2 separate regions of the Homo sapiens genome follow, and region 2 is linked to region 1. The links are chromatin loops, found by intact Hi-C in ENCODE. Cell type or tissue: left ventricle myocardium inferior. All regions are shown on one strand. Each heading gives the region's core, and the rest is flanking DNA. Links, peaks and the distances in the headings are about the cores only. Region 1 has its middle 19 kb from the start of GFRA1. Region 2 overlaps ATRNL1 (attractin like 1).

Region 1 (2,933 bases), core at 264-2,763:
GAATTTTCTCCCCAAAATGACCAAATATGAAATTATTTTCAAAAAGGTTATTCCAGAAGAAGATGTTTCAAAGTCATTGAAAATAATAGTTTAAGGCTCATCTTTTTTTTACTGACTGCTTTGTTTAAGTCACGCTCTTTCTCTGGAAGAGAAGGGAAAGAAAGAGCCTTTCAAATTTAAGTTAAAACTTCCTCCTTCCTTTTCCTCTGCATCCCTTGTTTTCTACCCTCTTCCTCTCTCCTTACCTACAAGGTAATCAAATCAATACAAGGTAGACTATGATATCAGCTACGTTAAGTGATGTAAATATTCAGAAAAGTGTTCTCCTGAATGCTTTCTTCAAAGCACTCATTAGGTGTCAATCTGAGTCACTGGGCTTGTCAACGCACAAACTACAAAAAATGTCTACTAGTCTTCTTGGATTCCATAGCCCACACTAAGCAGTCTCTTTTTCTCAAGAAGCACAGGGTATTCAACTTCTCTCTGCCTGATATTTAATCTGGTTTGCCCTTCCAGATCGGAGTACTCACACTTCCAAGAAGGGCTTTTTCTGAAGAATGAATGACAAGCTTCTCAAAGATTTTTGAAACTCCTTTCCTTTGAAAATAAAGTAAATGTTTTATTTGCAGTATTTTGTTTTTATATTAAATCATCATTTTGCCACCTACTTGCTCTGACACAGAAGTGTGTTTATTTTAAGCAAATGGTAACTCAAGTTTGCTTCTTTCCAAATTGCTCTTCCATGAATCATGTTCATTTATTTGTCCAATCATTGAATGTTTATTGGGTATCTATTTTACTATGTAGTGTTCAGTACATGATATACTGTGAGTTATTCAATGCTGGAGGTTACTCAGCGCTAATGCTGAGAGGTATTCAAAGATAAAGATTAAGAAATGGTTCCTACCTTCAAGAAACTTGTACTCTGATAAGGTAAAATAATAATTTTAATACAAGGTAGACTATGATATCAGCTACGTTAAGTGATGTAAATATTCAGAAAAGTGTTCTCCTGAATTTCTTTGAGACCTCTGCAGTCTAAACCTTTTATCTTTGAATTGCACTTTAAAATTATGTATCATTAGATGTTCTTTTCATAGTATCAGGCTTTTAAAAAGTAATTTAGTCATAAATGACTTCCTCTATCTTCCCTCTCAAAGAACCACAGCTTTCTATCAATGTGTCAAGATAACTCTTACAGCTTTGATGAACTTTGGTAAATATGCAAGTCATCCTTAAACATGGAAACCCAGAAATCAATGGTAGCAAAAAGATAGGTTAACAGTTGAAATAAAGAATGCCTTAAAAACTCAGCAATGATCACCAGTGGTAAATTCCATCACTTACAGAGGAGGAAAAAGAATTCTCATGCCATCAGTTCAGGAGCCTACAGATAAGTGTGTAAGTATTAATTATTTGATGTTCTTAGGGATCAGCACAGAGAAAAATTATTGACAAGTGATATATGTGGATTTTGTAAAACAATTAACAAAATTATATAGTACAACAATTCCTGTAAGTTTTCAACACCTAGCACATCACCTGGCTCACTGTAAGTAAATGGATAAATGGATACATGATATTTCTTATACCTAACAAGGTGCCTGACATATAGGAGACACTTAGCACATAATTATTAAGAGTAATTGATTAGGGACACTTGTTTTAGTTATTCAACTAAGTTATGACACACATTTGCAAACCTCGGTGCTGATGAATGTTCCTGTGGCAATTCCAATATCTCAGTATTTCAGGCAAAGTTCGAAATCTACATTTTCAGGTTTCCAGGATCCGTGCTGTTACCTCCCCTAAATTGGGCAACTCCTATACATGATTTGAGACTCAGTTTCAAGGTCAACTTCTCAGAGAGACTTTCCCTGACTCTTAGACCATCATTTATCAAAGTCTGGCTCATGACCCACCTGTATAAGATTCACCTGGGTTATTGGTAAAAGTGCAGATTCCTCAGCAAAAGAAACTGACATCAGAGTGAACAGACAACCTACAGAATGGGAGAAAATATTTGCAATGTATCAATCTGACAAAGGTCTGATGGACGGGTGCGGTGGCTCATGCTTGTAATCCCAGCACTTTGGGAGGCCGAGGCAGGTGGATCACAAGGTCAGGAGATTGAGACCATCTTGGCTAACATGGTGAAACCTTGTCTCTCTGAAAATACAAAACGTTAGCTGGGCATGGTGGCAGACGCCGGTAGTCCCAAGTACTCGGGGGGCTGAGGCAGGAGAATGGCGTGAACCCGGGAGGCAGAGTTTGCAGTGAGCCAAGGTCATGCCACTGCACTCCAGCCTGGGTGACAGAGCCAGACTCCATCTCAAAAAAAAGAAAAAGAATAAGTCTGATATCCAGAATTTACAAGGAACTTAAACAAATTTACAAGAAAAAAAACAAACAACCCCATTAAAAAGTGGGGAAAGAACATGAACAGGCACTTCTTGAAAGAAGACATTTATACACCCAACAAACATATGAACAAAAACTCAACATCACTGATCATTAGAGAAATGTAAATCAAAACCACAATGAGATACCATCTCACACCTGTCAGAATGGCAATTATAAAAAGTCAAGAAACAACAGATGCTGGCGAGGCTGTGGAGAAATAGGAACACTTTTACACCGTTGGTGGGAATGTAAATTAGTTCAACCATTGTAGAAGACAGTGTGGTTCATTCCTCAAAGACCTAGAACCAGAAACACCATTTGACCCAGCAATTCCATTACTGGGTATATACCCAAAGGAATATAAATCATCCTACCATAAAGACACATGCATGCATACGTTTATTGCAACACTATTCACAATAGCAAAGACATAGAATGAACCTAAATGCCCATCAATGATAGACTGGATAAAGAAAATGTGGTACATATACACCATGAAATACTATGCGGCCATAAAAAAGAATGAGATC
Region 2 (2,933 bases), core at 168-2,667, 590 kb after region 1:
TTTTCAATATTAGTGCAGTAAGCTGGATAATGATTATTTTATATAAATTTCATTATATATAATTTAAATAACTTGAAAGGGAGTCATAAATTAGTAAACAGGAGCACATCAAGGAATATTTTTACCTAATTGGCAAAAATTAAATTAATGAAGCACTTTGGCAAGAGTATTAAGAGAATGCCACTGGTTTGGCCCTTCTGGAAAGCTATTTGCCAACAGATATCAAAAACATCAAAAGTCCACATATCCTCTGACCTAGTAATTCCACCGCTAAGATTCTATATTAATGAAATACATAATGAGAGATATAAGCAAGATTTATAAGTTTCTATGAAAGTGTCATTTATCATAGTGAAAAATTGGAGACAATTTGGTCTATTTGGTTAAACTGGAATACCAAAAAGGTAAAATATCATATGACCATTAAAAATTTTTCAAGGAATCTTAATAACATTGGAAAATGTTAAGAATATAACTTTATATGAAAAATCAGAATAAATTAATGTGTATATATATGTATAGGTAAATGCACATACATATATAATCACACATATATTTAAAATACAAATAAGATTTGGAATAATGTTTACTTTGGCTTGGGGGATACGGGGAGATGGAATAGGGGAGGGCCAATAAACTTAATATGATATTGTGAATGAGGTTCAAAAGAAGAAAAAACTCACTGTACGAATCATCCCAATTATATTTCCATATCATTGATATCCACATCTATACCTATATCTTTATGCCTGGGAAATACAAAAAGTGTTATCTTTAGAACATGAATTTTAACTTACTTAAATATACATTTTCTGAACTTTTCTATAAAAGTTTCTGTAAGAGGGAAAGAAGAAGAATATTAGCTGTTATTTTGATGTCTCTGAATTGTTTAGACTGATACGATAAGAGTGCAATGATTTTGGAAAACAGTAGAACAATAATAATTTTTGCTATTTTAGAAAGCTGCCTTATTTGTAGCCATTATTTTTATTATATATTATGTGATACTACAGGATAAAAGCGACACGGATTAGTACCTGCCTGAGTTGAATTCATTAATGAAACAAGTTCTAGGAAAAATCCTGTATATAAGTAATTAAAATTGAGATTAATAATTAATCATATCAATTAAATTTAGAATTTGTAAGAAATTACTCAAAAACTAAGAGAGACTGCATTGGAAGAATTTTCTGTGAAATAGAAGCATGCTTAGTTGTTGACGTTAGCTAGATAAGGAAGTAATCTTTTTCAGAAGCCATTAAAGTAGCTCAAATTAATATCTGATTATGTGTAGCTGTTCTCATAAAAAATGATCTAGTGTGATAAAACTTCAGTTGATCTAAACTGCATGGCACTATACATGACTTTAAATTGGCATATTTAACTACTCAGGCTGTCAAATTAATTCAGATTAGGCCTAAAAATATAATGACAAAGTTTGCCATCTGGTGGTCAGTGTGATACAAGTCGGATGTCTGCACTTAACCTATTTCTATTTCAGAGTTTTGAAATGGGTGTAAAAATGGAAGACAACATTGGTATTAAATAAATTCATGGGGGAAATTAAAGCTGTGGCAGATAAAAGTGCACTATGTGATTTGGTCAGATAGTAGCTGTGGTGGGCTGAATAATGCCCACCCCCAAAAAATCTCCAGGTCCTAATCTCTAGAATCTGTGCAAGTTTCCTTATATGGCAAAAGAGACTTTGCAGATGTGATTAAATTAAGTCTTAAGATGGGGATTTTTTCCTGGATCATCCTGAGGGGCCCTAACTGTAATCATAGTGCTCTTATAACAGAAGTATAGGGAGATTTAACTAGAGAAGAAGTCAAGCTAATGTGACCACTAAAGTAAGATGTGATAGTACTGGTTTTGACAAGGGCCAGGAGCCAAGGAATGCAAGAAATGCAGTTTTAGAAACTAAAAAAGGCAAGAACATGGATTCTCCCCTACAGCCTCTAGCAGGGGCTTGGCTACAGAGACCTTGATTTCAGCAGGGTAGGACTAATTTCAGACTTCTGATCTTCAGAACTGCAAGGGAATAACTTGTTTTAAGTCATTGAGTTTACAGTAATTGTGTTGTACTAGCCACAGGGAACTAATATGACAGCTAAGTGGAAGACGGCCTGAGGCTGGGATGATATAAGAAAATGTAAGAAGTGTGAAAAAATTAACTCTGTCCACTAATTAGATACTAAATATGACCATGTCTGTCAATAAGTAATGCATTAGCACACAAACTAATTTTTTAAGCCTAGAAAAAGTTGTTTAGATTGTTTAGAAAGAAACCAAACACAACGCACAAAAATAAACTACTTTCTGCATAATCCCTGTGGTCTGACCTGGTAATTCAAAGGAAAAGAATAGTGAAAGCATTTTACTCTACAAATCTGAAATCTTTGGGAGACAGTAATCTTATAGGACATGCATATTTTATTATGACAGTGATCTTACAGTAATCTATAGTGCAGTAATCTTACAGTAAAAGACAATAATCTTATAGTACCTGCATAATTTTATAGTGATGGTAATCTTATAGTACATGCATATTTTACTCACCAAGGTAATGTGATATATTTTAAAAAGTTAAATATTAACCAAAGCAAGGAGCTATCCTGTAGTAGAGAACAGATTTAGAGTAAAATGAGGCTTGAGATAAAATTCACTAAGTATAAAAAAATGAAGAAATATCACTGGTCTGAGAAGTAATAAATATACAGCATATTCCCTGCTTTTTAAAATCAATACCTCTATTATTTTAACCAATCTTATTTTCTGGGAAGTGAAGAAAATTTCTAGATGTAATGCTAAAATATCCATTAGTATTTGAATCACTATAATGTGTACTTGTGCTTGAAAAATAGAAGCATACAGACAGTATTTTTAGTTCTCAGGATCCAGAGGAAGCAGGCAATCTGATGGCCAAGGTCATA

What was found. Hi-C counts contacts between places; a loop is a spot of excess contacts. Peaks named below come from ENCODE experiments on the same cell type or tissue, not always from the same donor. Only the 100,000 strongest peaks of a DNase experiment are listed, where the experiment ranks them.
Region 2: it touches region 1 in a loop (7-fold over the local background); 61 of 110 quality-filtered maps call a loop at or near these places.

The regions. Positions count from the first base shown.
Region 1 is chr10:116,290,989-116,293,921 of GRCh38, reverse strand. No RefSeq gene overlaps it. Among named protein-coding and RNA genes, the nearest start is that of GFRA1, 19 kb to the right of the region's middle. In left ventricle myocardium inferior, for the core only: no CTCF peak of the experiment used is centred there; no DNase peak of the experiment used is centred there; H3K27me3 peaks cover 1,599 bases.
Region 2 is chr10:115,705,188-115,708,120 of GRCh38, reverse strand. The region is part of intron 26 of ATRNL1 (attractin like 1); the gene reads right to left. Among named protein-coding and RNA genes, the nearest start is that of SNORD158, 490 kb to the left of the region's middle. In left ventricle myocardium inferior, for the core only: a CTCF peak has its summit at 1,458 (motif pointing left); no DNase peak of the experiment used is centred there.